Regions from separate parts of the Homo sapiens genome. Here region 1 is linked to region 2. The links are chromatin loops, found by intact Hi-C in ENCODE. Cell type or tissue: dorsolateral prefrontal cortex. All regions are shown on one strand. Each heading gives the region's core, and the rest is flanking DNA. Links, peaks and the distances in the headings are about the cores only. Region 1 has its middle 9.2 kb from the start of PRUNE2. Region 2 overlaps PRUNE2 (prune homolog 2 with BCH domain).

Region 1 (16,322 bases), core at 1,461-9,460, 49 kb after region 2:
GTCCGGTCCCCAAACACACTACATCAGGCTTTCTCTGACCTCTGGGCTTTTGCACACCACCTGTAAGATCCTTCCAGCCCTTGTCCTAGCCCCCAGCCTCAGCTGTTCTACAGAAGTAGCCTCAACCCTGACTGCACAGTAAAATCACATCGTAATCACCTGAGACTTGAGAAAGTACTGATACCAGGGCTTTATCCCAGTCCAATTAAATTAATATCTCTGGGCATGGGGCCACAGCATTTCTGTGGAAAGTGACCCAAGTGATTCTAATGTGCAGTTCAGGTGTGATGCTCTGATTCTCGATGAACTTTACATGTATCTAAATCACTTAGAGGGCTTGATGAAACACAGATTTCCGTGCCCCATCCTTAGAATTTTAGCCCTAATAGGTGTGGCTTAATGGGCCTGAGAATGTCCATGTATACAATCTCCCAGGGTTTGCCGATGCTGCTGATCCAAAAACCACACTTTGACAGTGAGTGGCGTAGAAGTTCTCTTTCTCCAGAAAGCCTCCCCAACACACTTTTCCCTTCCCATCCCCAGACTGAGTTGGTTGCCCCTTCTGTATTCCCTCATAGCAACTTACATTTTCCACTCTGCTATAAATTGCATAATTATTTGTCTATGTCCTCCACCAGGCTGTGAGCTCTGTAAAGACAGGGACCTTGCCTGTCTCATTCACTGATGGAACCCTAACATGATGTATGTTCATGTCATATACAGGTCCTCAATAAATATGTTTTAATGAAAAAAGGTACATATGGAAGGGTTTTTTTTTTTTTTGCTCTATTTCTCCTGTCTCAATGTGTGTCTGTTTTCTTGTCTGTCTCTGTGTGTATATGTGTGTCTCATGATCCAATTATTTTTTATTCAGAAGGATCCAATGAAAACAAATCAGCAGGGTCCACAGATCTGATTAAAGGAGAGTGATAAGAATATTAAGCTCCAGGTGACATTCAGGGGTGGGCTTTGTGGAAGCTGGAGATTCTGTCTGCTTTCTGTACTGACTTAAGTAATTTAAAACCAACCAGGTAAAGCAAGTATTTTGTCAGCCTTTAAATCTGTGAAGTTGCACACAATTCAAGTAACATTACTGAGAAAAATTCTAGAGAATGCCTTGCCTCTGACTTCACTGGGGAATTTAGCACCAATTACATAATACTGTTTTATTCCTCTAGCTTTGGCTTATAAATATTCTAGGTAGGTATCACACATCCTTGAAATGTTAAAAAAAAATTCTGATGGACTCAAATTCCAACATCAATCTCCCCATCTTTTTCTCCACCAATAATGTCCCTTCAAAAGTTTATCAAAATTAACATTTTCTATGAAACCTTCCTAAGCTGACCACCTATATTAGCTTCCTGGGGCTGTTTTAACAGAATCTCACAAATTCAGTGGCTTGAAACAACATAAATGTATTACCTTACAGTTATGTAGGTCAAAAGTCCTACACAGGTCTCATTGGGCAAGCAAGGTATCAACAGAGCTACATTCTTTTTTAGAGGCTCTAGGGGACAATCGACTAGAAGCTGCCCATGTTTTTTGACTTGTGGCATCTTCCTCCATCTGTTTTTTTCTTTCTTTCTTTCTTTCTTTTTTTTCGAGATGGAGTTTCCCTCTAGTACCCCAGGCTGGAGTGGAATGGCACAACCTGGGTTCACTGCAACCCCTGCCTCCCGGGTTCAAGCTATTCTCCTGCCTCAGCCTCTCGAGTAGCTGGGATTACAGATGCGCACCACCATGCCCAGCTAATTTTTGTATTTTTAGTAGAGACAGGTTTCACCATGTTGGCCAGGCTGGTCTGGAACTCCAGACCTCAAGTGATCTGCCCGCCTCGGCCTCTCAAAGTGCTAGGATTACAGGCATGAGCTGCCGCGCCCAGACTTACTCCATCTTCAAAGCCAGCAACATTTCATTTCTCTGACTGTTCTTCTAACCTCCTTTTCCACTTTTTAGGGGCCCTTGTGTTTACATTGGGCCTATTTGGTTAATCCAGGATAATCTCCCCCATTTCAAGGTCAGTTCATTAGCAACCTTAATTTCATCTGAAAACTTAATTCCCTTTGCCATGTAACCTAACATACTCATAGGTTCTAAGGATTAGGTTGTAGACATCTTTGGGAGGTCATTTTTCTGCATACACCACAAACCATACATGATGTTATTTGGTAGCTATCGGCATTTGATCCTCCAATTTTTATGATTCCATAGCAGCCAGAAATCTAGTGACTTTAACTCTAGGTAAGATATTGTCAACCCTGGCTGCACAGTGGAATCACCTGGGAGCCTCCAAAAAAACAAACTAATGTTCCAAGCTCCATCTCTGGAACATTAAAACAGAACAATTCAGAACAGAAATTCTGAATTGAGCGATCTTGAGAGGGGCCCAGGCATCAATATTTTTTCAAAGCTCTCCAGGTAATTCTCCGTGTAGTCAGGGTTGGGAACTACTGCTGATGTTAGATGAATTCGCATTCCTCAGTCACTCAGGTACAAAACCTGGAGTTCCCTTTGATTTACTACACTCTGCCACCCACTGTGGCCAAATAGTCCCCAGTCCAAAGTGTTCAAACTTTAAAAAAGCCTCCTTCAACTTCCTTTCTTTCTATTCCAAGCACTACGATCGTAATTTATGTATTTGTATCTGAACCTCATTTCACCCTCTTCTCTCTAGAGTCCCTTGTCCTTGTTGGCAGAACAATCCCATTTCCTCTACTCTTTGCTTTACTCTCTCTCAGATTTCTTGATTCCTGGACTCCCCTCATTTGAGACCTGTATCCGAACTCTCTTTATTTTTGAAATCATTATCTTGAGTAGATTAGTAAAGTGGTTATTATGGATTAAATGCCTGTGTCCCCCCAAAATTCCTGTGTTGACACCTTAACCCCCAATGTGCTGGTATCAGGAGGTGGGCCTTTGGGTGTCATTAAGTTTAGATGAGGTGGTGAGGGTGGAGCGCTCATGATGGGATTAGTGTCTCTCTCTCTCCCTCCCCCCACCTCTTCCTTCCCACCATGTGAGGACACAGGAGAAACATGGCCATCTGCAAGGCAGGGAAGTGTCCTCATCAGGAACCAAATTGGCCAGCACCTGGATCTTGGACTTCCCAGCCTCTAGAACTGTGAGAAATAAATGTCTGTTGTTTAAGCTGCTCAATTTAAAATATTTTGTTATAGCAGCCTGAGCGGACTAACACAATGGTAGTGCTAGGGGAAAAAAAAAGAAAGAGACTTAAGGGATCCTCTGATGATGCCATCTCCTCATATTACTGAGATGGGACCAAGGCCTGGAGTAGTTCAGCATCCTGCTCAGACTAACAGAGCTACTTTGAAGCAGAGGCCAGGACTGGAACTCAGCTCTCTTTCATTCCTTCCTTGAGCATTTATGAAGCATAGACTATGCTCTTATAGGATTTTGTTTACCCTAAGATGCATAAGACATGATCCCTGCCCTCAAGGAGCTCACAGGCTAGTCACTACCAAATAGATAAATGCAGTGATTGAGAAATGCATCTGGTGTGATACTAGTTGAGATGCAATATGTTGTGGTAACTAAGACCCGTATGCTCATCTTTGCTCTGTGTGGTAGATTAATCATGGCTGAAAATTCCTTGATACTTCTCCCAGTGAGAGGCAGGGTCTATGTTACTTCTTGAATCTAGGAGAACTCTGACTTCCCAAGCAATAAAATATTACAGAAATGACATCATGCCAGTTTCTGGGACCAAGTTCTTAAGTGATTGGTAGCCTCGACCTCTTGTCTTTTGGAATACATGCTCTTGGAACCTATCCATCATGCTATGAGGAAGCCCAAGCAGCCATATAGAGAGGTTCACACAGAGAGGAGCTATGAACTCTGGGTAACAGCCCAGCTGCCAGCCGCGTGGTGAGCCATCTTGGAAATAGATTCTCCAGCCCAGTCAAGCCAGCTGATGCCACATGGAACAGAGCTAAGCTGTGTCTGCTAAGCCCTGCCCAAATTCCTGGCCCATTAAACTGTGGGATATAATAAAATGATTGCTATTATAAGCCATTAACTTTCTGGGATTTGTTCTGCAGCAATAGATAGGCAGAGCATCTGGCCAGTTACCAGCTCAGAAAGTTAGGGCAAGTTATCCTTTCTAAGCTTCAAGGTCTTCATCTATAAAATAGATGAATAGATAATACTCCCTCTTAGGACTGTCATGAAGCCCAAATGCAACAATATATGCAAAGTGCCCAATTCTTGGCCAGTTGCTGCCGTTATTCTGATTCCCAAGAGTCTGTTAAGGAGAGGAGAAACTTCATGCAATAGCTGTAAGTGGAAGAAAGAAAATCCATGAAGAGAACCCAACAAGAGGAAAATCTCCAGGTCAATTGTGGATGGAACAGCAGTCACTAAAAATGTGACATGATTTAATTATAACTTGTGTCTATTCTACACCAAGTAATATCTCCCAAGGTTATATTCCTTTGCAACCTGGGCTTCATATGATAAGAGGCCTGTTTCAGAGAAAGGCACTGCAGATGTTTCTCAGCAATAACACATCTACCTGTACTACTCACTAGTGAAATATAACTTGCTTAGGGGTTGTATCCCCAAATTACCATTCCTTACCCCCATGGGGCACTAGATCTTTCCTCTGTAGACTCTCACAGGAGCACTGTAGCTCTTCATCCATCTCATGGCACACCTATTACTGTCAGTGCCACCACAGGGGTATCTGAAGATTTCCTTATCTTAACCAGCTTCCCTGGTGCTCACAGCATGGTATCAGAAAATCTGGATATGAGACCTTGCTGTGTACTTTTGGGCAAGTTATTTATTATTAATCTCCTTATCTATGAAATAGAAGATAAATACCTGCCCTAGTTACTTTACATGATTGTCATTAAAGAATCAAATGCTAACATCCCTACAAATACTGGGAAATGTTAACAAGGGAAAACAGAATACTGAAGAAATCAGCTTGGTTGGCAAAAAAAAAAAAAAAAAAATACCTGACATATGCTATCCTTTTAAAAATGAAATGTAGCTGGGATGGCAGCTGCTGATTCACTATTTGGGCACATTTCCAAGCTAGCTTCCTCACTGACCAACAACACCTCTCACAGGTAGATTCTCCTTGGTGCAGATGGGTTATGTTCGCTGCTTTTAAATTGTTTCATGTGACACAAGAGGTTCAAGAAACTGCATCTCACACTTGAACTAAATTTAAAAGCATTTTAAGCTTATTTCAAGGACAAGAGATAGAAACAGGACTAATGTGCATTAACTAGGGCCTCTCATTTAGCCTGTAAGCAACTGTTAAATGTCTGTTTTTTTGTCCTGTGGGTGGTCAGATACTATCCATGTTAGCAAATAATATTAAGAGGAATTAACTATTTTTTTTATTTTGTGGTTTAGCAAGAATATCCAAATTTTTTAAGGTAAGCTTTGCAAGACTTTTTTTAAAAGGAGTCCATATAGCCATTGTCTTCTCTGAGTTTCTGTAAAGAAAGGAAAAAGAGGAGTGATTGAGATTGTCAGAGCTGTATTAGCAAGTGGCAGGGCCCAGACCACTTGGGAGAATGTCCTGAGAGTCAAATGCTCAGGCTTTGAACGGGGTACATACAACTTGCGTCATTTCTGGGAACCACAGACATCTTGAAGAGCAATGAATTTAATTTGAAAGGACAGTGGAGGAGAGAGGAAGTACTCCGGCTCTGTGAGTCATCAGAATAATAAGGCAGTGGCTGCCACTTTCAGGTCTGTTGCCTGTGGAAAGATGTAGATAGGGCCTTAAAGTCCCAGCTTCCTCTCACACTATACATTCAGGTGGCTTCAGTTTTATACACGCTCTTCCTGCAGAAAGGTATCTCAAGTACCTTCAAAACAACGCTGGCTCTCTCAGTTACAGTATAAACTTTAACTCATGATCCCATCCTGCATTTCCACTGAGGAAGTATTTGGCAAGGAAAGTAGAATGTTAATAATTTCCACACCCTGAGAGTCGACCAACATGATCTCTCATCCTTGCAATAATGCTGTAAGGCCAGAACAATGGGAACTGCAACCAACCTATTCTAGAGCTGAAGAAACAGGCCCAAAATTGTTTACTGACATGCCTGAAGATTGAAATCTAGACTCTGTATTCCAAAGTTCAGGCCTTTTTCATCAAAAAGGCTAATGTTTATGAAGAGTTTCTTTGCATGAAATATCACTTTAATTTTTTATGTGTATTAATAGCATTTAGTCCTCATAACAAATGTATAAATCAGGTACTATTATCCTCATTTTAAAGATGTGCAAACTGAGGTACAAAGATGCAATTTTCACAAAATTACTCAGGTAGTAAGTAGCCAAAGCAGGTGACCAGGTCCAGAGCCCAGGTACTAAGCGACTGCACATCACTGCCTGTCCACTGGCATGGGCTACCCAGCTGCTCACCCAAAAAAGCAAATGTGGAGACTGGAGAAGAAATGAGTACTCACCACATGGCACTTTCAATTGCTCTGCCACAGTTAAGAATGAGCTGGTCACCCCTTCACCTACCTCTTCACCCCTTCACCTACTTGGCCACATAGACCTCATACCTGATGTTTGCAGATGAGTCAGAGAAATCACCAGCAAGAAAGAGGTAAATGTCCCAGAAGCTTGATCAGCACACATCATTAAAAGCTCCTGTCATCAATGATGGCTCAGCTAAATCATTGCTTCTTTCCCATCAGGTTCTCCTTTACCCAGCCCCCGTCCTCATCTCTCCCCTCATCATTCTTGAACCTCACCCCTTCCCAAAAAGTGGAACACTATTATGTTCTGATGGTTAAATGCTTGAGTTTTAGTCCTTTGGATAGTGATGTTAGTCCTTTGGATAGTGATTTTAGCATCTCCAGGTCTTAGGGTCCTAGGAGAAACAGAAGGCTTGAGTGGATGTTTCCAACCTTAACATTCTATGATTACAAAATGGAATCATACAATTCTTAGATCCACAAGAAACATGAAAGTGTACAAGAGAAATTGTCTTATTTTTGTTAAAAAGTCTTTGAATATCTTTGTAGCATTAGATGTTTGTGTAGAACAGAGGGATTATGTTAAGATGGCATAAAAATATCCACCTGTAAAAAAAAGTAATCAAGTATTTTAAGGAACTTCAACTCAAAGGTCAGTAATTAAGACATGTAGACATGTAAATAACAAGCCTGGAAAGAGAAAAATTAGCAAGATTTGTTAGAGGTATGTGTTTTCTTAGGTATCAAATCCTAATGTCCTCAGAGAAATTTTCTATTCATGACAGGAAGCCTGGAACCAAAAAAAAAAAAAAAAAGAAAGAAAGAAAGACTCAAATTTCAGGCTAAAGGATGCTGTTCAATTGTTGTCTAACAAAGGCCATTGATCTCTCTTCTTATATAGTGGCAATATTTCACTTAGAAAAAACTGAATTCAGTATGTAATGTATTTTCAATAATATTGTGTAGAAAGCAGTAAAATAAAAAACTGGATATTTAAAAATGTCCAACAAACTGTCGATTTCAATGAGGGCAAAAATTATTTGCTCTGCATTTTCCTTCTCTAAATCTCTGCATTATAAAACCACTGAAGTTCCAGAGGAAAAGGAAGAAGGAAATCCAAATCCATTAACGCAGAGCCGCAGTGTCCACCTACAGCATTTGCTTCTTTGCTGTATTTTCTTTAAACTGGGCAGCAAAGCAAAGGACCTGCTTCCCAGCAAACATCTCCGTCATACTCTCATTGACCTACTCCCTGGAGACACCACCTGCAATTCATCACTCTTGGGAAATGCTGCCACCCAATTTCTTCTGTTTCTGTCAAGGATTCATTCACATTAATATTCCACTAGACTTAGCTCAGAAAGTTGTTAGAAACCGATACTACCTCTTCTGGATTCCAGATTCCTTCTACTATGTGCCCCCCGCACCCCACCCCCACCTCCTTCACCCTGTCACCTTCCTTTCTGTGAATGAAGGGGAAAAAAAATCCTAAAAACGGTTTTAAAATATGGAGTCAGCAGTTGGGGAAGGGCTGGACTATTACCACTCCAATACTGCTATAACAGCCTCATTTTCATGTTAGTTTATTTAATAATAAACTTCTATAGATTCACTTTTCCCAGTAGTTGTTAGTTGAAAAGATTTGTTGATGTACAAAAACCACAAGAGGAAAGTCATTGTATTTTGGAAAAATGTCATGGAAATCACCAAAGCCATCCAGTAACAGTTGGCAGCTTTTTGGGGGATGGCAAATGTTTTGTGTTGAATGCTGTGTCATCCACCAAATGTCAACTTCAGGTAACGAGTCTTCACATCTTCTCCTTCCTGTGGAACCATAAGGCTCCAGAGGACAGGGCTTTGGTCTTACTCCTCTCTATATTCCCCCAGCTGCTTCCAGCACAGTGCCCTTTCCATGGTAGGTCCTCAAATAATTATAATAACACGTGTTGATCAATTCTCCTCTAGCTGAAGCCTTGAAAGAGAGAGGCTCATCAACCAGGTAGAAATAAAAAGAAATGCAGGTACTTCTGAAATGCTTTATTAGGTTCTATAAAGGGGTTAAAATGGTGATTTTTCAATCGTATTCAAAGACAGCACAGCATCTTTTAGAAATCTGACTCTGGCTAGAGTAGACCTGGAAACACATTGGATGGAGGAATCACAGCAAGTCACTAAGATCAGAATTACTGCTGGACCATGAAAGTAAACAGGAAAAGACAAAAAATATTTTAAATTAATCCCAAATATACATCTGTTAATTGCCATTTCAATTCTTCAAATATTTGCATATGCAAATGTGCCCATTCAACACTGAATTATTAAAATTGAGGCAGACAATTGAGCTTTGCACACAGCAAAGGCAGCCTGGAATGGAGAAAACTGACTGGAGGTTGAGGAGAGAAAACATAGGAAACTTCCACTCTTTCTCTTTGTGATAAGGGAACCTGGTAATGACCCAGAGACCCTGGGAACTCTGGAAAAGGGCAGCTCTAAATGGAGGAAGGACACCTTGCAGGGGGAGAGGAATTAAGGATTTGTTTGGTTTTCACAAACATGTCTACGGTAAATCCCCGTGTGGAGAGAATGCTTTTTAAGCTCCTGTTATGTCCCAGACACTGGACAGGCACACAGACCTGTGGTCTCGCAGAGGCTTCAGGTGTGATACCCCAAAATATGACTGACACCTTGGAAACTGAAAAAACAGCAGAAGTAGGAAGGCGTCTCTGACCTTCTCTCAGGCTTTCCTCCCCTGAAGCAGACCATAAAACCCAGGATCGTCACTCTCCGACCTCTTCTGTTCCTTCTCCCCTGAAGACACTCATGTGGCAGGTGCCCACACAGAAGAAACTGAACAAACAGGTCTTACTACATTTCTCCCAGTTTGTTACCTTTGGATCAGACCCTTTTGTCCTTCAATTATACTTCTGTATGGCTGTCCATAAAAATACAGTTTTCCCTGGGTCTTTGGGGCTTTGCTTCTGAAGGCTCACATGTCATGTAAGATTTACATGAAATGCATTTGCAAGCTTTTTGCTTATTACTCTTTTGTCATAGGGTTGTTGGCCATGAACTTTACAATGAGTGAGGAAAGAAATCTTTTCTCCCCTACACAGACAATAAGCAAGAAAACAAATAATTCAAAATGTCAGAGAGTAGCACACACTACAAAGATAAAGCAGAACGATAATGATTGGAGTAGAAGCAGGTCTACGTTAGATTAAGGGGCTAGGAGTCTGTCTGAGGAGATATTGAGACCTGAATGGCAAGAAGAAGCCAGCCCTGTAAGAATAGATGGGAAGAGATCAAAGCAGAGGGAATACATGGTCAAAGGTACGGATAGAAGGCCGACCCAGCATGAGCGGGGGAGTAGATGTGCTCAGAGAGGCAAGGGGAACTCATAGGGCCCACTCGGTCAGGGTAGGATGTTAGGGTTTTATTCCAGATGTGGTGTGAAGCCATCAGAGGAGGAACATGTTCTCATGTGTGGTTTTATAAAGATCACTCCAGCTGCCATGTGGAGGGCAAGGCTGCTGTGTAGGGGCGGAAGAGTCCCAGACCTCTTAGTGCTCTATCTCATCACCTACCTAAGAGATAGTGATGGCTTGGACCAAGAAAGGTAGCAATGAAAATGAAGAAAAGGAAAACAATAATAACATAACATATATTTTGAAAGTAAAGCCAACATAGAAGTAAAATAAAAATCAGCCTCCACTAATTGACTACTTCTAATGCTGTACATATTTATACTATGGCATTAATAATACTAAAATAGATTGTGCTAATAAGGCATATTTCAACTGTGTGAAGATTTACCACTGTGAGTCACAACTCCTGATTTCCCAAAATGGAAATTACAGAAAGAAGCCAAAAAGACCAATTCAGAGTGACCCAGTGTAGCAGATGTTGGAAATTTCCTGGCTGCTACTATTTGAACATTCTTCCTGTATTTTGGGAATTCCTCCATAAATAAATCCTTGATGGGAGGCAGACCCCTAGCCGTAGTTCCCATTGCAAAACAATTTTTGCCGTAGCATGGATCTGTCAGTTATTCTTAGCATGGAGCCTTTAGAGCGCCATGTGCTCTAATTCACATGATCTCGTTCCACATTAACCAAAAAGTCTTTGATTGTGATTTGTCTCTACAAGGAGATCTTTCTACAAAGAAAAGAAAAAGAAAACGACCAGCATTTTTTTAAACCGCCTAATATGGCCAGCATTGTGATAGGAATCTGAAAATATATTGTTTCACTTAATCCTCAAACCATCTCTACCAATTTGGTATTATTGGCTTTATTTTACAAATTAGAAAAAAAGAGAGAGAATCAGAGAGTTTAAGAAATTTACCCAAAATCACATTGTTACTAAGTAGCAAAATCAAACTGCTCAATTCAAATCCTGGTTAATTCCAGAGTTTTCGGTGTAGATTTGCTTTGCGCTTTATGGATCTCATAAGAAGGAAACAGTGGTCAAGAAAATGAAAAAATACTACAGCCATCTAGACTGATTTACATGTAAAAGGGGATAAAATTGAGATCAGGAAAACCAGAGGACAGGGAGAAAGAAGAGCCAGAGTGCAAAAAATTTGGGGAGGATTTGCAAAATGTTAAGGGATAAAAAGTGGGAATTTTAGGTAACTGCCATCTGTGATGTGTGAAATATTAAAAAAGAAATGTGAGACGGAATTTTAAGAAAATATGCTATGTATGGGTTTCCTCTTCGGTGCAGCTTCATGAGATTTCAGGAAAAATTACATTGTTTTCAATGCTTTGAGGGCTACCTGACTGGAGTTTCCTTTATGAGGACATCATTGAGATGAACCATGAGGCAACCCAGCCTCTTGTAGGTTGCGTGAGTCTCTCACGGAATTTTCTGTTTCAAGCAGAGAGGAGTAGCCCATGTCTCTTTCAACCACACAACAGTGACTTCTGAATAAACAAGCAACCATAATATCCCTATGGCTGCCTCTGGCTCACACGGTTTTGAAAGATTCCAGTTGCTACATCTCCACCAGAGCCTTGTGTGGCAGTAGACTAGAATCACGTGAAGTACGTATATAATTTTCACAACTTTAATTCTGTAAGTGCGGCAAAGGGAAGAAAAGAAGAATTAAAATAATGTTAGAAGACAAAACCAATTATCATCCTAGGATGTGCTTCATCGTGTTCCTCAATTATCTCCATCCTGCGATTGTTTATTGTGTCTGAACCCCGTATTCAGATTGGAGAAACCCATTTAGGTGTACTTTATAGATGTTTTCAGAAGTTTTCTAAGGCAATTTTGACTCTACTTGATTGTAATCTTAGTGGCTGACTTGACCATGTGCAACTCCACTAAACTGCCAGCCCAACGCTGGATACAAACAGGGACAGAACATCCCAACAAGGCACCTGAGAAGGAGGTAGCCTTCTATGTTCCAGGAACAAAGAAAGTGCTCAATAAATGTTTACTGAATGGATGGATGAATAGACAAGTGAATAAACAGCCAAAAAAACACGCACAAAATGGTTCGGTCCTAGTCACATTCCCAGATTCTCTTATGGCACCAACAGCATAAGGGCCAGTGATTTCTCAGGCCAAAGAATCCCTTGCAAGGAGAACCCCCCAGGCAAAGTTCTTCAAGATTATCAATTTCCCTTTTAGAATGCTCATCAGTAAAATGGAAATAATTTCTCCAGGCCAGGTGTGGTGGCTCATGCCTATAGTCCCAGCACTTTGGGAGGCCAAAGCAGGCAGATCACTTTGAGGTCAGGAGTTTGAAACCTGACCTCAAGATGGTGAAACCCCATCTCTTCTAAAAATACAAAAAAATGAGCTGGGCATGGTGGCACATGCCTGTAATCCCAGCTACTTGGGAAGCTGAGGCACGAGAATTGCTTGAATCTACAAGGCAGAGGTTGCAGTGAGCTGAGATCACGCCATTGCACTCCTGCCTGGGTGAGAGAGTGAGACCCTGTTTCAAAAAACTAAAACAAAACAAACAAAAAAAAAAAAAAAAAGAAAGAAAGAATTTATCCTTCAATCTCCAACCCATCCCCCAATTCCAGCCTAGTGTTCTCATCCTACCTTTCAAATCTCTCTTTTTACCATCCCTTCCGTTCAGTACTTACTTGTCCTGTGTCTCTTTTTATCAGGGCTTCCCATGCTACAGTGGATTGAACAGTGCCCCTGGACCCTGACAAAAAAAAAAAAAAAAGATATGTCCATGTCCTCACCTTTGGAACCTGTGAATGTAAACTTATTTTGAAAAAGATCTTTGCAGATATAATTCTTTGCTTCTTCGCAAAGAATTCTTTTACATCTTTGCAGATGTAAAAATCTCGAGATGAGTTTATCCTAGATTTGGGGTGGACCTTTAATCTAATGCCAGGAGTCATAAGAGCAAGGCAGAAAGAAACTGGAGACACGGGGATAGAGAGGAAAATGAGATGTGAAGATGGAGACAGAGACTGAATCAATACGTCTACAAGCCAAGCAACACTGAGGATTGGCAGCAGCCATTGGAAGCTAGGAGATAGGCAAGGAATGGATTGCCCTCAGAGCATCCACAAGGAACCAACCCTGTTGACACCTTAGTTTTGGACTTCTGGCCTCCAAAACTATAACAGCATTTTTTAAATTGTTTGAAGCCTCCAAGTTCATGGTAATTTTTTTTTACAGAAGACCCAGAAAACTAGTTGGCCATAGTGGGTCACACCTGTAATCCCAGCACTTTGGAAGTCCAAGGTGCGTGGATCACTTGAGGTCGGGAGTTCAAGACCAGCCTGGTCAACATGGTGAAAACCCGTCTGTACTAAAACTACAAAAATTAGGTGTTGTGGCTGGTGCCTGTAATCTCAGCTACTAGGGAGGCTGAGGCACGAAAATCACTTGAATCTGGGAGGCAGAGGTTGCTTGCAGTGAGCCAAGCTCATACCTGCCACTGCACTCTAGCTTGGGCAACAGAGTGAGACTCAGTCTCAAAAAAAAAAAAAAAAGGCCAGATGCAGTGGCTCACGCCTGTAATCCCAGCACTTTGGGAGGCCGAGGCAGACAGATCACAAGATCGAGACCATCCTGGCTAACACGGTGAAACCCTGTCTCTACTAAAAATACAAAAAAAAATTAACTGGCGTGGTGGTGGGTGCCTGTAATCCCAGCTACTTGAGAGGCTGAGGCAGGAGAATGGTGTGAACCTGGGAGGAGGAGCTTTCAGTGAGCCGAGATGGCGCCACTGCACTCCAGCCTGAGCGACAGAGCGAGACTCCATCTCAAAAAAAAAAAAAATTGATACGCTGATACACTTGGTGATTGCATTGGCTATCTCTGGCCTTTAGTAATGACCAATTGACATTGCAATATTCTTAACAAGGGGGTGCTAGAGGTAAAAACCTAGAAAAAGGATTTCTTCATCTCAAGTGGCAAACCTTTGGTTTCAAAAGCATTGGTGGAAAAGATATTTTGGGGATGCGGTGGTGATTTCAGCTGCACCCTTCAACTTACATTGAGTGGGCAACTGCCATTGATACTTACAAGAAAAGAAGGCAATGCAGAGACTAAAGCTGGCAATGCTCTGTAGGTCATCAGCATGGACAGCTCAGAGTCAGAACTTGATCTTACTTTATATTCATATTATTTAATAAAAGGTACATATTTTATATATGCCTTTAAAATAATTAGAATTTTTCCAATGGCTTTGCAATAACATTTGATGTCTGTGTGTAAGAGAATTATAGTCCTTACAGTCATGGGGCACAAGCATTCCCTGATGGCCTAATTTCACAAACAGCCTCTTACATCACTGCTGCATTCTTCCAGTGAGAATCAAATTATAGCATACATATGACAACTTAACATCATGTTCTCACATAGCAGTCTCTGGAAGCTAACTCAAACGCTTCTTTTAAGGGAGTTTAGTTTCTATTGAAGGCACTAGTGTGATTCCACCACATTTACTATACAGGTGAATTGGTTTCATAGAATCATTGAACTTCAGGACTCACACATTGAGTGCAGTTCCCCCCGGCCTCTAAACGTGCGCGCGCATGCGCGCACACACACACACTGATATGGTTTGGATTTGCGTCCCCACCCAAATCTCATGTCGAATTGTAATCGTCAGGGTTGGGGCCTGATTGATTCTTGGGGGCACACTTCCCCTTGCTGTTCTCATGACAGTGAGTGAGTTCTCATGAGATCTGGTTATCTAAAAGTGTGTAGCACCCCACACACACATCCTCCTGGTCCAGCCATGAAGGATGTGCCAACTTTCCCTTCACCTTCCACCACGATTGTAAGTTACCCGAGCCCTCTCCAGCTATGCTTCCTATACCACCTGTGGAACCGTGAGCCAATTAAACCTCTTTTCAATTACCCAGTCTCAGTAGTTCTTTATTACAATGCCAGAATAGACTAACACACATGTACTCATTCTATTCATGTGAAAACTGAGGCTTGTCTAAGAGCATTCAGTTATCTAGAGGCAAAGGGGCTATTCCTATGCTTTTATCAAGTAGAAGACTATCACTCTTTCACATGGGAATTTCTTGAGTAGCTCCTTTGTAAATCCTTGGCGAAAAGATCTACCAGGAGTGATTAGGGAAAATGAAGCAGGAATCTAGTTGGCTAGATAAGCCAATCAAGCTGTGGAGTAGAAAATGACAGAAAATGCATAGCCCTGTGGCAAAGCAGGACTTAGAATTCTGGAGACCTTAACCCCCAAATTCATGCTATTTTCATTATGCCAGCTGACTCCCCCCATTGATCATTTCTGATAGAATCACAGCTTCTTAGAACTAGATGACTCAGTGGTCCAAATCTTTATTCCACTGCAACAGAAGCAACACAACCACATTAAAAGAGTGGTTTACTAGCTACCAGGGTAGCAGTACCAACAAGGTCAGGAAGATCCCCACCCGTGGGCTTAAATGGAGTATATGGTATGATGATGGAAAATTAGATAAAGGACTCCTGGAGATTCTAATCACTCTCTCCCCTTCCCTCTCTGTGTGTCACCAAGTTCCCTGCAGATCAACAATGTATGCCAAAACAATTAGTTAAAAGGTTTTTATAAATAACAATTTTCCAAAGTGCAGAGACTCCTTGGAATTATTGCATAATTATGCTAAATCCCTGCAAAATTTGCTTGCCCTTAATGGACCATACTGACCTGGCTGAGTATGAAATATGCCCAAATATACCTGAAATTTCTTTTAACCTCTAAATGAGCTATAGAAAAGAAAAACTAGAGATAGCAACAGGTACTATGAATCATCAGTATTAGAATATACAAATTACAACTAGCACATATTACTGTTTTAAGCATCAGTATGGATTTTGAGGTGAAAATAATGGGTCCTCATATACTGTTAGGACTGGAGATTTGTACACACTTTCCAGTAGTATGCTAAATGTTTAATAGTCAGCTCTCCATAGAAGAGGGGGAAAGCTCTAATTTGTTTCAGAGTTCCAGCACACCACTGACACTTTCTAAATATATATATATAAAAGGTGTTTACAATGTGCCTGCCATCTGACTCAGAAAACCTACCCTTAGGAATGTATTAGCAAAAAATAGTCAAAGAAGTGTGAAAAGATGCATATGCAAGAATATTTGCCACAGGTTGTTTATGATATCAAAAATTTGGGCCTGATACAGTGGCTTACACCTGTAATCCCAGCACTTTGGGAGGCCAAGGCTGGTGGATTACTTGAGCCCAGGAGTTGGAGACCAGCCTAGACAACATAACAAGACTCCAAGTCTACCAAAAATAAAAAATTAGCTGGATGTGGTGGCACATGCCTCTGGTCTCAGCTATTTGGGAGGCAGAGGCAGGAGGATCACTTGAGCCCAGGAGGCAGAGGCTGCAGTGA
Region 2 (16,322 bases), core at 4,907-12,906:
TTCTGGAAGAGAAAATGTGGTTTTATTAAGATTACACATAATTTAACTTCATATGAACTGTATCTCTGAGTCGTAATTTTTTTAGTAAGTATCATTTTGTTCTAAGGGGCATAGTATTCTATATCATTTCTTTATATAAGATGTTCTTAATTTAAGAAACAAACAAAATGACTTTTTTCATATGTGTCTGGCATGCAACATAAGCAAACAGACACAGAGTTTGGTAAGGATTTATTTTTTTATGTCACATTTTGGGTAACAAGATAGGTTCTCTCTGTATTCTATTCTATAATTTAGTAAATGAAACTTGTAACACTTTTGTCTGTCAGAAAATAAAAATTAATTGTTCTTAAAAGGTGTATATAGTCAGCCGGGCGTGGTGGCTCACGCCTGTAATCCCAGCACTTTAGGAGGCTGAGGCAGGTGGATCATGAGGTCAGGAGATCGAGATCATCTTGGCCAATATGGTGAAACCCCATGTCTACTAAAAAATAAAAAAAAATTAGCCAGGTGTGGTGGCACGTGCCTGTAGTTCCAGCTATTCAGGAGGCTGAGGTAGAGGAATCACTTAAACCCAGGAGGCGGAGGTTGCAGTGAGCCGAGATTGCACCACTGCACTCCAGCCTGGCCACAGAGCAAGACTCCATCTCAAAAAAAAAAAAAAAAAAATATATATATATATATATATAGTCACCCCTCTGGAAGAGAAGACTTGCTATTTCATTTTCTGGTTAACTAAATAGTTATTTGAAAATTCCTTTGTGGAAGGCTGACATTCTTTTGCAACTTCCAAAGAACCAACTGCTTCTAGTAAATGTCATAGCAAAACTATCCAATACAGATAATTGTCATATAAATTAACAACTTTACGGTATGTCAGAGATGACATATGTACATACTTTCCCCACTTTTCATCACTTGTTTTAACTTCTCATTTTAGAACTACCTAGAAAGCCAACTTAGTTGTAATACTGTTCCAAAGGCTATATAAAAGGTTAGATTGCTCATGACTATTTTAATTAAAAAAAAAAGTGTTTATATGCAGAACAAAGATGAAGTATTATTTAGTTATCTACTACATATTTTACAAATGAATCTAAAAATTTGTCAGTGTTTATATGGAACTGCTGGTATCAGAGTCAAACGCAATAGGTTGTGGCTCAATAAATATAACAAACCAAATCTTGGAGGGGGCTAGGTTAGTCTATCATTATAGACAATGAAAGCAGTATCAATTTTGCAGATATAATCCAATATGTAACATTGCTAAATTAAAATAAATTTTTTTTCAAAATTGAGATATTGATCCTTGGCAAAACAGCATGATTTAAAAGTATGATATAAACTCTCTGAAGATAATTACAATCCCCTCCCTTGTCACTACCAAATCTAGCTTCCATTTCTTCCTCTCCCAGTTTCCTTCCCCTACACTCATAAATTTATAGTTGGCTCACTTGGCTAAATGTGCTTTAAGGGTTCTAGTCTAGGTCCAGTTCTCACTCTCAATGTCAGACTGCTTCCCCTGTGCAACACAGTCAAATATTCTAGAAGCTCCTAAAGAAAGGTAGGTAAATGGAATTACAGTCTATTACAACACAAACAAACACATTAGGAAATCATATTACTGCAGAATGCTATTCTTCCGAGAAGCTCAAAGATCTAAGTAGACATTACCTCATTTCTCTTCCCAAATCTTATAAGGCAGACAGTAAGAAGATTAGCAGCACTTTTTATAGGTCAGAGGAGTCTGTGATGGACCAGGGTGGTTCCCAGAATCCCACAGCACAGTGCAGTGAGCCCCATCTCCTCTGCCCTGTATTAATGCCATAATGACTTCTCAACACTATGAGGATCTCAGCGTCCACACAAGTGAGCACGGAATTCAGGGAGAAGAGAGAATGAAATACAGCAAGACTTCAGACATTTGTGAGATCAAAATTACCCCCAAAGCTGACCTATTTGCTTCTTGTCTAGGCTTGATCATTCCCTGACATAGCTTTGTGTTCCACCCTCAACTTACAGGAAAGAAGACATGGGGAGTGTAGCAAGATTTGTGTGCCGATTCATTACCAAGCCCAAAACCAATTATACTTAAGGAAGAAAAGGTGCTAAATGAAGACTGCAACCCCAAAGCATGCTACACGAACTCTCACAACTCAGGAACCCTGTAAGATAATTATAAGGTTAATTTACATGGATTGAATGTAAATGAATTAATCTTTCCTTGCTGACATATCTCTTTCCATTTAAAGAGAAAAAGGTATAACGGGTAAGGACCATAGCATACCCCACTGCAAAATTTTGAGGGTTCTCCTTGGTGTCATATGCCTCTCTTTTCTTTTTCTTTTTTTTTTTCCAAGATGGAGTCTCGCTCTGTCACCCAGGCTGGAGTGTAATGGCGTGATCTTGGCTCACTGCAACCTCCGCCTCCCAGGTTCAAGCGATTCTCCTTCCTCAGCCTTCTGAGTAGCTGGGATTACAGGTGCCCGCTACCACATCCAGCTAATTTTTGTATTTTTAGTAGAGACGGAGTTTCACCATGTTGGCCAGGCTGGTCTCAAACTCCTGACCTCAGGTAATCCACCCGCCTTTGCCTCCCAAAGTACTGGGATTACAGGCGTGAGCCACCGCGCCTGGCCAACATGTCTCTTTTTTCATGGTCTCTCATTTCTCTCCTCACTTTCCTTCATCCTATGCATCAAGTTCCTTCATGGTCATGGCCTCTTCCAATGCCATTTACCCATATTTGCCATCCCCAGCGCATATACAGTTTCCAGGCTTCAGCACTCTCTTTCCCCCTCCACCCCCATCCATCAAAATGTACCATCTTGGTGCCCAGGCTCTCAAGGACCCACTGCTCCTCCACCAGCAACTCCAATGAAGAATATATGCCAATGAGTACTCCTGAGTTAACGTGTCACCAATGTAATATGCTCTCATTGTAAAGAGACCCTCCAGAAATCATGCCATAATCCAAAAAGATGACTGGAAAAAAAAAAGATGACCCAGCTTAGAATGGTGGACCAGACAGAAAGGGACAGCCCAACCAGAAGGTACCTTTTGTGCCACCAGTAAGCCCTGAAAGAGATAGGCTTGGCCTCAGAATATCTCAGATGTTCCTAAGTGCCCAATTCCTACCAGTAACCACTGATAAGATAGAATTGCAGGGCAGCAAAGGGTAACCATGCTCAAACTCCTGCCTGCTTGGAGGAATAAAACATAAAATTAGTCATGTAGACTCACCCTGTACGTGAGCTCAATCTCTTCAAATTGGAATTAAGAACCAGAGAATACAGGGCCCACTCTTGAGCTTCCCCCCACAAATGACCTTGGTTGTGCAAACAGAGCAAACACAGGGGTCAAGCCAAGGCAGAAAATTCTGAGGACTGATTTCAGGTGTCTGGGGCAGGTAATGGGAGGTCCCCACGGTTCTGGTGCACCCTGAGGGAATGGGCCCATCTATAGGGGCTGCAACTAGTTCACGGAACCCAAAAGAGACTCCTGACCCCAAAGATCGTCTGCACTGCTCACTGAAGGTCTGTAGGCCCCTTCCTATCTCACATATCCACATATTCAGAGACTCTCAGGTGCCCAATCTTAATACTGATGTCCCTTGATACAGTTCAAATTGTGCTATGGATGATTCACAAACAGACAAATCATGCCCAAATAAAAGGGACAATAATAATGATAAATGTACAGTTTCATCAATTTGATTTACTATTGTCACCCCAACAATAAAAATCTGCTTGTGCCAGGCACTGTTCTAGGCTCTAAGGATATAGCAATAAACCAAATGGACAAAAATCCCATCCCTCACTGCACTTGCAATTTAGTGCATGGTGAACTGATGAACCAAATAATCAGATAATTTAAATGGAGAAGATGAAATCATAAAACGGGGATGGGATATGCTGAGGTGAGGTTCATTAGAAAGTGGCATTTGATGCCCATCAATGATCAACTGGGTAAAGAAAATGTGGCACATATACACCATGGAATACTATGCAGCCATAAAAAAGGATGAGTTCATGTTCTTTGCAGGGACATGGATGAAGCTGGAAACCATCATTCTCAGCAAACTAATACAGGAACAGAAAACCAGACACTGCATGTTCTCACTCATAAGTGGGAGTTGAGCAATGAGAACACATAGACACAGGGAGGGCAACATCACACACTGGGGCCTGTCAAGGGGTCGAAAGCAAGGGAAGGGATAGCATTAGGAGAAATACCTAATGTAGATGACAGGTTGATGGATGCAGCAAACCACCATGGCACGTGTATACCTATGTAACAAACCTGCATGTTCTGCACATGTATCCCAGAACTTAAGGTATAATTAAAAAAAAAAAAAAGAAAGAAAAAAAAAGAAAGTGGCATTTGAGTAAAGGTCTGTAGGTTAGGTAAGTGGGACTAAAGGGTGTCTCAGGCTAAGGAAAGAACAGGTACCAAGGCCCTGAGGTGAGAGCAGGCCCAGCATGTTCAGCAAATAATTATTGCCTAATGTATACATTTTCCAAATGTGACTCTGTAAACTCCTAGGTTGGAGGGACCCAGTCTGCTGAGTAAATATCCATTCCCTAATATCAACCTACACAAGCACACCAAGCATCAAGGAATCTCAAAAGACAGGCAACCCTTTGCGAATGCCTAAACCCAGTGCTCCCCAAACCCAATACAAAATGGAATATGATAATGGATTGAAAGAGATACTACACTGCTTTGTCATCTAGATACACTTCCAAAATAGATGGACAGAATCTTTTCATAATCAATGTAAAAAAGAAAGTATATTGACTATGCCAGGATTCCAAATCACTTTAATATGCTTTCAAAGTGTAATCCTATATACCGCTAAAATGAGACTTCTTAACTTCTTATCTCTTTTTAAAAGCCTACAAAATGCCTACATATTCAGATTCAATGGCCCATTAAATGAAGCTGCACTTGTTAGGCAAAAGCACTTTCAAGCCACCCAGAAGAATTGACCAGAAAGAGGGCTTCCTGGGCCCTCCTATAAGCCTAGGCCCCTCCATTTGCTCTTTCCTTCCTCCACAGGCTTAGAAGCAAGGTTGCTGCTGCCATAAACCTTTTAATAAAATGTCCCAATCCTATGGATTCTTCTTGCCCACTGCCCAGAAAAACCAATGCACCGAGAATAGCAAATATATCAGCCATGAAAGAGTTTAATCATCACAGGGCCAGCCAAGTGGGAGGTCAGGAGGTAGTTCTCAAATCTGCTTCCCCAAGAATTCAGAGGCTAGGGTGCTTGTTTGTTTGTTTGTTTGTTTGTTTGTTTGTTTGTTTTGAGACAGAGTTTCACTCTTGTTGCCTAGGCTGGAGTGCAATGGCATGATTTCGGCTCACTGCAACCTCCCGGGTTCAAGCAATTCTCCTGCCTCAGTTTCCCAAGTAGCTGGGATTACAAGTGCCCGCCACCATGCCCAGCTAATTTTTCTTTTTAGTAGAGATGGGGTTTCACCATGTTGGCCAGGCTGGTCTCAAACTCCTTACCTCAGGCAATCCACCTGCCTAGGCCTCCCAAAGTACTGGGATTACAAGCATGAGCCACCACGCCCGGCCTGAAGCCAGGGTTTTTCAGGGTACTTTAGTGGGCAGGGGCTGGAAAGCTGAAACAATTGATTGGCTGGGGATGAACTCACAGGGGTGTCTAAACTGTCTTTGCATAGCTGAGTCAGTTTCCGGGAGGGAGTCTCAGGACCAGGGGGTGTTTCTCAGCCTGCCAAAATGCCAAATCTGAAACATATCTCAAAGACCAGTTACTTAGGTTTTACAATAGTGATGTTATCTGTAGGAGTAGTTGGGGAAGTTATCGATCTTGTGACTCCCTTAATTGCTGAGGCAGTAAGCAATTAATACGAAAACAACAGCAGTATGTCTATTCCTTAGCAAAGTTCAAGCCCTTCCCGTAACTCTAACCTTGTGAATTTTTGTTAGTATTTACAAGTACAGTTTCCATTTTTTAACAAGGAGGGGATTAGTTCAAGGAAATGACTTACTGCCTTAAAACAAGTATGAGCAAAAGCAGTTCAGCCTGGTAGAAGCAAGATGGAGTCAGTTGGCAGATTTCCGTTACTGTTATCATTTCTGCAACGGTGGTTTCACAAGGAGCCCTTGCAATACAGTTATAAGATGACTTTTCAATACTCATGCTCAAATATCCCCAAATCTTTTTTCTGAAAATTTTTGGAACACTTTTTTCAAAAATAATTAATTGAAACGAATTTTGTTTTAAAAATATTTCAGACAAAACCCACAGAAGTTGGAGATTCACTTTCCACACACACTAAAGTGGGGGCACATTTCTTGGTCCCTCATTTCTAACCAAAAAAATGAAGAAACAAGAGAGAAATAAACCTCCTGAAACTGTAGGATGGTGTCTCCAAAGAAAACCAGAAAGAAGGTGGCCTTTGAACCAGTGAGTCCCTTGACTACTTACTAGCTCCAAGTCAACCAGGGTGTCTTCCTCCCAGAAGACTGGCTGCAGGGTGATGCGGAAAGGGCCCAGCCCCTCCCCAGGAGACCCCAAACACCTGTGGCTGCCACGATTCTAAGTAAGAAGACTTCCAAGGATGGGAAGGAGGAGACCTAACGTGCTGCTCACAACCCTACAGGTCCCTAACTCAAACCCAGTCACAGCCTCCAAGGAAGCCAGGTGGGAGGGGCAGCAGATGGTACCATGGCCAAGTGAGCAGCAGGGGCCACAGGGAGGCCTGGAGATGTCCAGAGGCGAGGCAAACACCCCCTCTGCAGCTCTGCTGTGCAGGGATAAAGTCACATTCTTTGCTGGTTTGGTAAATAAACGAGATGCCTCTTGATACTGGCCCTGGGTTTGAGATGATTTTGAGAACTCCTGACCTCCTCCTGAATTTCTCTTTGTTCTTTGTTTCCAACACCATTCTCTCCCTCCGGGTCTCAAATGTTCTCCAGGTAATGATGTAATTATGAGAAATTTAAAATCTGTTATTCGAGAAAGAGAGGAGACAGGCATCAGTGTGAACAAATTCAGCTATAAACTGTTCAGGCCGTGTGCATTTGGGCCTTCTTCTGTGTTCTCATATGTAAGAGGCCATTGTGGGTAGGCGATGGGGGAGGCAAAACCTAAACCCAAAGCCTCAGTTCCCCCCGGTCAGGCTTCTTGAAGCCTGGAGCACTGGACATCAACTAATCCACTTTTTTAACTTCTCAGCTTAATCCATTCTTCCTTAGCCTGTTTGCTGCCCATCTTGAAAACAAAGTTTTCTCAAATCGAGTGACCTCAAATATCATTTATATACTTCTGGATATAGTTTATATCTTCTGGATCATAAAAACGATGTGGCCAAGAAGTATTATTTTATTTACAGCATTTTTTTTTTTTTTTTGTATTTTTGTTCAGGATCCTCGCTCTGACGATGGCTTCAAAGGACAGTTTTGGAAGCAGCACCATTATTTTTCTTCCATCACAAAAAGTTAGGGATGAGCCCCGCAAATCTTTAACTTCCCTGAAGGGCTCCTAAGGGAATTGTCCTGCATAGCCTCCTGAGATGTTTTCATTTTCCAGTCATCCCACTGTTGTGGGGAGATGCATGCTTTTATTACCCACTGGTTCCTTCTAGCTGAAACAGGTGCCCTATTCTAGGAGTTTGACCTCCATGGTTTCACAGATCTTTATAATCTCTTCACCTTTCCTTTTTCAGCCTCAAGAACTGCAGTCTTGGCCAGGCACGGTGGCTCACGCCTGTAATCCCGGCACTTTGGGAGGCCGAGGCAGGCAGATCACCTGAGGTCAGGAGTTCGAGACCAGCCTGACCAACATGGTGAAACCCCATCTCTACTAAAAATACAAAATTAGCCAGGCATGGTTGGCACATGCCTGTAATCCCAGCTACTTGGGAGGCTGAGACAGGAGAATCGCTTGAACCCAGGAGGCAGAAAAAAGAAAAAAGAGAGAGCTGCAGTCTTTTTCATTTAGCCTCCTATGAACATATGTCTAGGTCACAAATCCTTTCCTTGTATCCTCTGACCTTGTGGCGTCCTGTGTCCTTTTACTGTGCTCAGGCCTCCAGGTTGGAGTCATGCAAAACCATCTAAGAAACAACTGAGCCTTAGGAAAAGCTAGAAGAGCTTCTTCTACTAAATGATAAACATCAAAGGCAGTCCAAGAGTTTTAAAGCCCAAATGAGAAAGAATGCCCCCGCTACACACACATAGCACCCTACACTCACGTCACCTAAGGTTTATATCTTAATGACTTCATAAAATATGTTCATTATAAAACATTTGTAGAAACTCACAAAAAAAAACCTAATTCCCAGTTAATTACTATATTAAATGTATTCCTTCTCATCTTCTCTCTGTACTTCTATGAGTGTTCTCTTTTGCAATAGTGTGACCCTATTACACATAATATTTTTTAACTTCTCTTTTCAAAATTAACAGCCCTCTAAGCATTCTTTTCAACTTCTAAAATTAAATCTTGTTGTGGCCATAGATGACTTCTGTTTGCTTTTGTAACTCCAGCTGCCAGCCTACTGCTTTGCACACAGTAAGTGTTCAATAACTATTGAAAAAGTGAATGTATGAATGAGTGAATGATGATAACATTTAACAGATATAGTATTTCTTAATACGGATCTTCATACTTTAGTCAATCCTCTATTGTTAGAGATTAAATTTATAATTATTTATTTTTTGTGGTATAAATAAAACTGCAGTGAATACTTCAGAAGATAATTTTTGTATCTATCCCTAGTTATCTCTTCAGGATAAATTCCTGGATCTTAAATTTCTGGGTCAAAGAATATATTTTAATGTTCACCAGAAAGTTATAGAAATTTACCTTCCCATCCATAAAAATACCTAGTTTTCAAACCTTGTGTATTTGAACATTATCATGTTGATCGGTAATGTTGTATAATGCATGTTTATTATGATTATGAGTGCTTTAGATCACTTTTATATATGGACACAAAAACATTACTGTCTTCATATAAACATATTATTTGTGAATTTTTCTCTGTGTATCTTTCAGGATGTTTATCCTATTCTCATTGATGATTAAACTGCTAAAATATTGTTAACATATTCAACTCTGGTAACATCAATAAAAAACTATTTTGTTTTCTGGCCTTGGGCATTATGGAACAACTTGTTCAATAAAGTTGCATTAAGTATGCAATAAGCATGCATTATTTAATATGACATTATCATTTGAGTACTAAACAACAGCAGCACACTCTGTACAATATTTTCCCCAATCTACCTACTTTGCTTCCTGAAAATGTTGCAACAATACACTTCAGACTGAGCTAAGAGCAGCCTAGGTTCCCTAGCTCTTGACTGGACTGCATTTGCTCCTCTGCTTTGCCTCATGTCAAAATGATAATGCAACTTAAAATTAAATCTAAACTGTCACTGTTGGTGGGAATGTAAATTAGTTCAGCCACTGCGGAAAGCAGCTTGGAGATTTCTCAAAGAACTTTAAACAGAACTACCATTCAACCAACAATCCCATTACTAGATATACACCCAAAAGAAAAGAAATCATTCTACCACAAAGACACATGCACTTATATGTTAATCACAGCGCTATTCCCAACAGCAAAGGCATGGAATCAATCTAGGTGCCCATCAAACGTGGATTGGATAAAGAAAATATGGTACAAACACACCATGGAATGCTACACAGACATAAAACAGAACAAAATCAAGTCCTTTGCAGCAAAATGTATGGAGCTGGATGGAGGACATTATCCTAAGCAAATTAACACAGGAACAGAAAACCAAGTACTGTGTGTTCTCACTTATAAGTGGGAGCTAAACATTGACTCTACATGGATGTAAATGTGGGAACAACAGACACTGGGGCCTACCAGAGGGGGTAGCAGGAAGGAGGGTGTAGGCTGAAAAACTACCTATTGGGTACTATGCTCACTACCTGGGTGACAGGACCATCTGTATCCTAAACCTCAGCAGCACCTAATACACCCATGTAACAAACCTGCATATGTATTCCCTGGATCCTAAAGAAATACATAAATAAATAAATATAAATAAATAAACAAATAAATAAAAATCTAAGGTGTCAAACAGTTCATTATCAAATGTCTTTAAAAGTAAGAACATTTTGGTAGGACAATAGCACCAAAAAGAATGATAAAAGGCAAATAACAGAGGGGATGATAATATTTGCATAATAGTTGTACCATTTTGCCATTAAAAGGGCAATATTTCTGACACACAAAGGGTTCCTATATATTGATTTTTAAAAAGACAAACAACCCAATGGAATCATCAGCAGTGGATGTGATCGGGGCAATTAAGAGAATAAGAAATGAATATATGAAAAGATATTCAGTCTCATTAGTAGTCATGGAAATGCAAATTAGACCAACAATAAAATGTCTTCTTTATTTTGGCTCATCAGATGGATAGAAATATTATGACTGATTGTCATGAGCAGCCAGGTCTGGGAACAATTGCCTTAAAGAGGACCCACGATAAGCTCTCAAGGACCATGTGGTCCCTGTCAACTGCAGAATATATCTGCAATTGTTTTTTGAGAAGCACTGCTTGAGTTGCTCTAGATCAAGCACAGTTTCAGAGAATTGCTGTTATGTTATTTAGATTTGCTGAAGTTCAGTGTTAGCAGAGGCCTCAGGATTCACCCAGTTGAAACCCTTCAGTGATTTCCAAAATGAGGTAGTGCACCTCAGTGTTAGAGAAGAAACAATGCAAATGCCTATTTATGTCATCCTTTTACATTTTCTGTTTTTTAAAATATGTTTTACAGCCAGAAATGGTGGCTCATGCCAGTAATCCCAACACTGTGAAAGGCTGAGGCAGGAGGACTGCTTGAGGTCAGGAGTTCGAGACCAGCCTGGGCAACATAGTGAGACCCTGCCGCTACAAAAGTAAAAATAAATAATAAAAAATGTATTACAATGTTCCTTATATTCTAGTACAGTAATACACAGTAGAATTCAGAAATAAATGTATGCATTAAGATAAAGTATTCAAAAGACTATTACTAATCTCACTGTACAATGAACAAGGGTTGGAGACTGGTTTTTACAGCTCAGCCAACTGAGATCCTCAGGCCTTTGTGTCCCCAAGACTTCCTAAGGCAGCGTGCTGCACACAGGAGATGCTCCAATCAATTTTTGTCAGTGAAAATGATAATATCGGATATAATAGTTGGGCAGAAGATAATTTTTAACTTTCTTGTAATGTCTTTGTCATGTTCTTATGAAATAACAGTATCATGGGATAAAACCTTGTTAATAGCACAAAAGTCAAAAGTTATACTATAGGCTGCAAATAATCATTCCTGTCTCAACCTTAACAGGCTCTCATTTCTCTCCCTTCTTTCTCCCTCTCTCTCCCTACACACACACACACACACACACACACACACACACACACACACCAGAGCATTATGACATGTGCATTATGCCCACTTCATGATCTAAAGTTCCAAAACTGAATTAAAATGATTTTATAAAGTAATGGATTTTATGAGTATTAAGTCATCACATATTTTCCTCTTTTCTCTCAAGACAAGATTCTTGACTTCTGAGTTGCTACCACATTCTAATTCATCTATTATTCTGAAGATATAGCAGTTGCAATAATTTCATTTTTAAATATCTCAAGCAGTGTGTACAGGTACACTATTGAACTCTACCAAAACATGACTTGCTATTAGTACATGCACATCCAGCAGGCCCAATCCTGGGGCCTAACATAGATACAGAAACCACCAAATTAGAAGGGCATAATTCTAATTAGCTACCAGGTGTTTCTTAGCTCTGTCCCCAACACTTGCATGATCAATGCATGTCTAGCATAAAGTCACTCTGAAATTCAAGTTTAAATGATTTCAAGACAAAAACTATATCCATTATATTAATAATCAGAGGTACAAGGGTTTTGCCCTTAGGCACTGATTTTACATACAGTGATTTCTAACAAATTCCAAAACTTCATATAGTGTTTTTTGCGATATTTTGTAGTTATTATAGTGTCTCATTCGGTTGACAAAATGTGGGAAATATTTTGTAAAGTTCAAATAACTTCCTACTGCCTATTCATAAGTAGAATGACAACAAGACATACGCCTGCCTTCCCCAAGGGTTGTTAAGTATTCAACTTTAGCCCTTTTTGCAAAACGCTGGCAATTTTTGAAGCTGGGAGATGGGCACGTGGAGTTCTCTTTGGCCTCTCTGCTGACGTATGTTTGAAAACTTAAGTACAAAAAAGGAAGGAAGGAAGGAAGAAAGAAAGGAAAGGAAGGAGGAAGGGAGGAGAGGAAGGAAGGAAGTGGGTAAGAAAGGAGGAAGGGAAAGAAAAGAGAGCGAGAGAAAGAGCGAGAGAGAATGGAAGGAAGAGGAAGAGAGGGAGGGAAGTAGGGAGGAAGTTAAGAGGGAGAGAGGGAGCGGATGGTCAGAAGGGAGGGAGGAGGGAGGGAATGCCCTTTCCGCCCGGTGCTGTGAACAGCCCAGGCCCCTGTGTGCACATTCTTGACAACGGGTCATGTCTTCGGTTTCAATCTGTGGAGGTGAATCAGCACTCAGACTTGTGCCTGGTATTAGTCAACCAAATATTTGCTGAAAGAGTGAATCAAAGCAATAAATAAGAAGCCCAAATTCTGAGTTCCTGGGCAGCTATAGCCTAGGCTGAGATTAGAGTAGCAAAAACAAGGGAATGGGTTGTCTGCCATCCCACGCACCTTTCTCCTCCCCCACCAACTGCTCTGTCCTCTCCCACAACACCATCAACCCCCCGCCCCCGCCCCCGCCAGCAGGTGTTTCATGCTGTTCATGGCTTTCTTTTTTATCTTTTATCTTATGCGGAGAGGGTAGGGGAGAACAACAGTGTGTTTATGACACCATGGGTACCCAACAAAGAAAAAACGAACCGCATCAGACCACGCAAAACGATCACACACCACGCTGACATGATTCAAACACCATCTCCTGTGATATAACTGAACAAGGAAATTGTTCTCAGTGGAGCTAGAATTTAAGGCTACATCAGCAATACTTCCAAGAGCTGTCAGGTTGATTCAGTATCAGAAAAAATGACTGGAGGAAAAGTAAGGACTGAGAGCCCTCACCTTGCTTTGCTTTTTGCAGTTTTGCTCTTTTGTTGTTGTTGTTGTTGTTGAGACGGAGTCTCACTCTGTCCCTAAGGCTGGAGCGCGGTGGCACAATCTCGGCTCACTGCAACCTCCACCTCCTGGGTTCAAGTGATTCTCCTGCCTCAGCCTTCTGAGTAGCTGGGATTACAGGCGCGTGCCACCATGCCCGGCCAATTTTTTTGTGTATTTTTAGTAGAGACAGGGTTTCACCATGTTGGTCAGGTTGGTCTCGAACTCCTGACCTTGTGATCCGCCCACCTCGGCCTTCCAAAGTGCTGGGATTACAGGTGTGAGCCACTGCGCCCGGCCGGTTTTGCTTTTTTCTCTTAATCTTGACAGCCTAATGTTATTCCTAGGCTCTTGTGTACATGTATCTAAATATTTATCCTGGCTACAAATTAAGACAAAAACAATAAGATGTGGAGAAATAGCCCCAAATTCTGGTTCCAATCTTAATTCACTAGAGCACTCAGGGGTGCTTCCTGCTTTTCATGTCATTCCTTTTTCCCGTAGACAGGAAAAAGAAACCCACTCTATATGCGAGGTGGGTGTAGACGAGATTTCTTTATTAACTGTTTCCTGACAATACATCAAGAAAAAACCTCATATGACTCAGTACATACATGACAGGCAGTAAATGGTGGCATAGGACATTTATAGTAACTTATATCAAAAATGGAGAAAAACATCCAAAATAACAAAGCTATGATACCATTCGAAACTCTTCCACCTGTCTTTTTCCACTCTTCCAAACACGTTTCCAAGCCCTCCACTTAGAATACAGAACCTTCTGAAAAACAAACTGTTCATCTTTGCACAGACATGTGCCATGAGGCTGCCTTGCAGGTGTCCACACATACACTCAGGCCTGAGCTGGTTTACTGTGCCCACCATCCCTAGCAATCCCCTGGACAAGGTGCATACGGGAGGACCACGGAAGTTAGTTAACAGCCATTAGGGAATTCTGTAGGATAGAACCCTCCCCTCTCCCCTAATATTTACACAATCACATGTACATGATCATTCACAGCAGTGTCTCTAAGACAAAGGACTTCTGCCCAGGGCAACAGCCAACTCACCTAGCGTCAATATGCAATAGCAATCAGAAAAAATTGTTACGACTTCTCAAATTTGCCCTGAAGACTAGTATCTTAATAATTAAGCAGCCCTAATTTTTGGTAGGAATTTCCCTTCTATTCTAGATTAAAGTATTTTCATTTTATTGAAAAAAATTGTGATTCATAAATAATTTTACTTTAACAGATCCTTGGGGGGTGGGGGGGGGGGCGGGGGGGAAGGAAAGGCTTCTGCCGCTGTACACTAAGTTCCCAGAACTTTCTTTTGTGAGCCTGTGTTAAGATCACGTCCTCTTACCGCGTCGCCCCTTCTGTAGCCTGCTGCTGTGCGGCACAGCTTGCCCCAGATACTTTAATTATTTCTGCTCCTTCGGATTAGAAGGGCTGGAGCTAATTAGTCAGGTCTTCTCCCCCTATGAACAAGCCAAGACGCGCTCGAAGACTTTTCCCAGAAGCTTTGCTTTTCTGCAGTCAGCTTTTTGTTGTCATAAGGAAGATCTATTGCTTTAATACTCACGAGTGTAAATGTCTGCATTTGGAATGGACGTCAGGCCAGTGACACCACACACCTGGCATGTCTGAAACCCACTCAGACATGGCAGTAATGAATAGATAAGCGACTGGAAGTGGGAGGGAGGAGAAGATTGTTTCCAGTACGGTGCAGGTATGCAGGTTCACAGGGAAATGTGCGAGGGATCTGCAGAGCAATTACTGTACTTTGCAAAGACGACAGTTTTTAATGATGCCATTATTTATTACACTGTGTGTTTTTCAGTGACAGAAGAACTCTCACCTTCCAGGTGACCTCTCAGGATCGTTCTCTCTTTCTCTCTCTCTCTCTTTCAAAATATTTTGCAAAATAGAAAACCCTTTTAAAACTAAACAGTATCTGGTGCACAGTAGATATTCAAAAAATGTTTATTAAAATACACATTTTATAGCAGAGAACAGTGCAATAGAAAGTAAATGCAGATGCAGCAAGATATAGAAATGCACGCATATATAAATTCCATATTATTTCACTGATATTTTAAAAGCATAAACATGTTGATATAAACTGAGTATCATGCTCTATTAAGAACAAGCTCTCCCAAAGGAAAGTTTAAAGTATTCTAAGCATCAGAGGCTTCCCACCTTGGGAAAATACGGTTTTATGATTCTAAGTAGTAAATAACCTATTTTTCAGCTGCTCAAACATTTTCCTTTTGTCTTCTCTCTTCTATGAGGAGAACTGACTTGGGTCTCCAGAGCCCCTCAATTGGAAAATTTTTTGATATTATCAATTTGAATTTTATTTTTGTAATTTTAAGGGAGATCATTAACTAAATAGATTATGGAAGGGACCTTTAATACAGAAATGTTTTCTATCTTGATGTTCTAAATAAGTCAGCCACATTAAAAAGAATGCTGTTATAGTAGAAGAATATTTTGTTGCTTTACTTTTTTATTGGACTTTGAATAAAAAAATACATATCCAGAGATTAACACATGAAAAAGATTTTTAAATATTATGAAAACCTTAACAATACATAATAAAAATGCATCGGATCACCCAAATCTTTTGCCATAATAAATAGCTGTAAAATAGGTCCTATTAAATATAAATTCTTGTCAAAAGAAGAGAGCAAGACTCCCTAACTTTTTTTTTTTTTGCAACAAGGAGTAACTTTTTAATACACTCATAATTTAATTCGCTGATAATTTAGTTCCCTCTTTAGAGCCTCAGAGTGGAAAGGAGAGAGAACATGCTAAAAAAAAAATCCTCCGGCCGGGTGCGGTGGCTCCCGCCTGTAATCCCAGCACTTTGGGAGGCCGAGGTGGGTGGATCACAAGGTCAGGAGATCGAGACCATCCTGGCTAACACGGTGAAACCCCGTCTCTACTAAAAATACAAAAAAATTAGCTGGGCGTGGTAGCGGGTGCCTGTGGTCCCACCTACTCGGGAGGCTGAGGCAGGAGAATGGCGTGAACCCGGGAGGCGGAGCTTGCAGTGAGCCAATATTGCGCCACTGCACTCCAGCCTGGGTGACAGAGCGAGATTCTGTCTCAAAAAAAAAAAAAAAAAATCCTCAATGGGTTGGTTTCCAGATGTGGTGGTA

Evidence for each region. Peaks named below come from ENCODE experiments on the same cell type or tissue, not always from the same donor. Only the 100,000 strongest peaks of a DNase experiment are listed, where the experiment ranks them.
Region 1: a loop joins it to region 2, with 5 times the contacts of the local background. A loop is called at or near these places in 4 of 110 quality-filtered maps.

Annotation. Positions count from the first base shown.
Region 1 is chr9:76,907,120-76,923,441 of GRCh38, forward strand. No RefSeq gene overlaps it. Among named protein-coding and RNA genes, the nearest start is that of PRUNE2, 9.2 kb to the left of the region's middle. In dorsolateral prefrontal cortex, for the core only: no CTCF peak of the experiment used is centred there; no DNase peak of the experiment used is centred there; H3K27ac peaks cover 106 bases.
Region 2 is chr9:76,854,415-76,870,736 of GRCh38, forward strand. The region is part of intron 1 of PRUNE2 (prune homolog 2 with BCH domain); the gene reads right to left. Among named protein-coding and RNA genes, the nearest start is that of PRUNE2, 44 kb to the right of the region's middle. In dorsolateral prefrontal cortex, for the core only: no CTCF peak of the experiment used is centred there; no DNase peak of the experiment used is centred there; H3K27ac peaks cover 4,707 bases.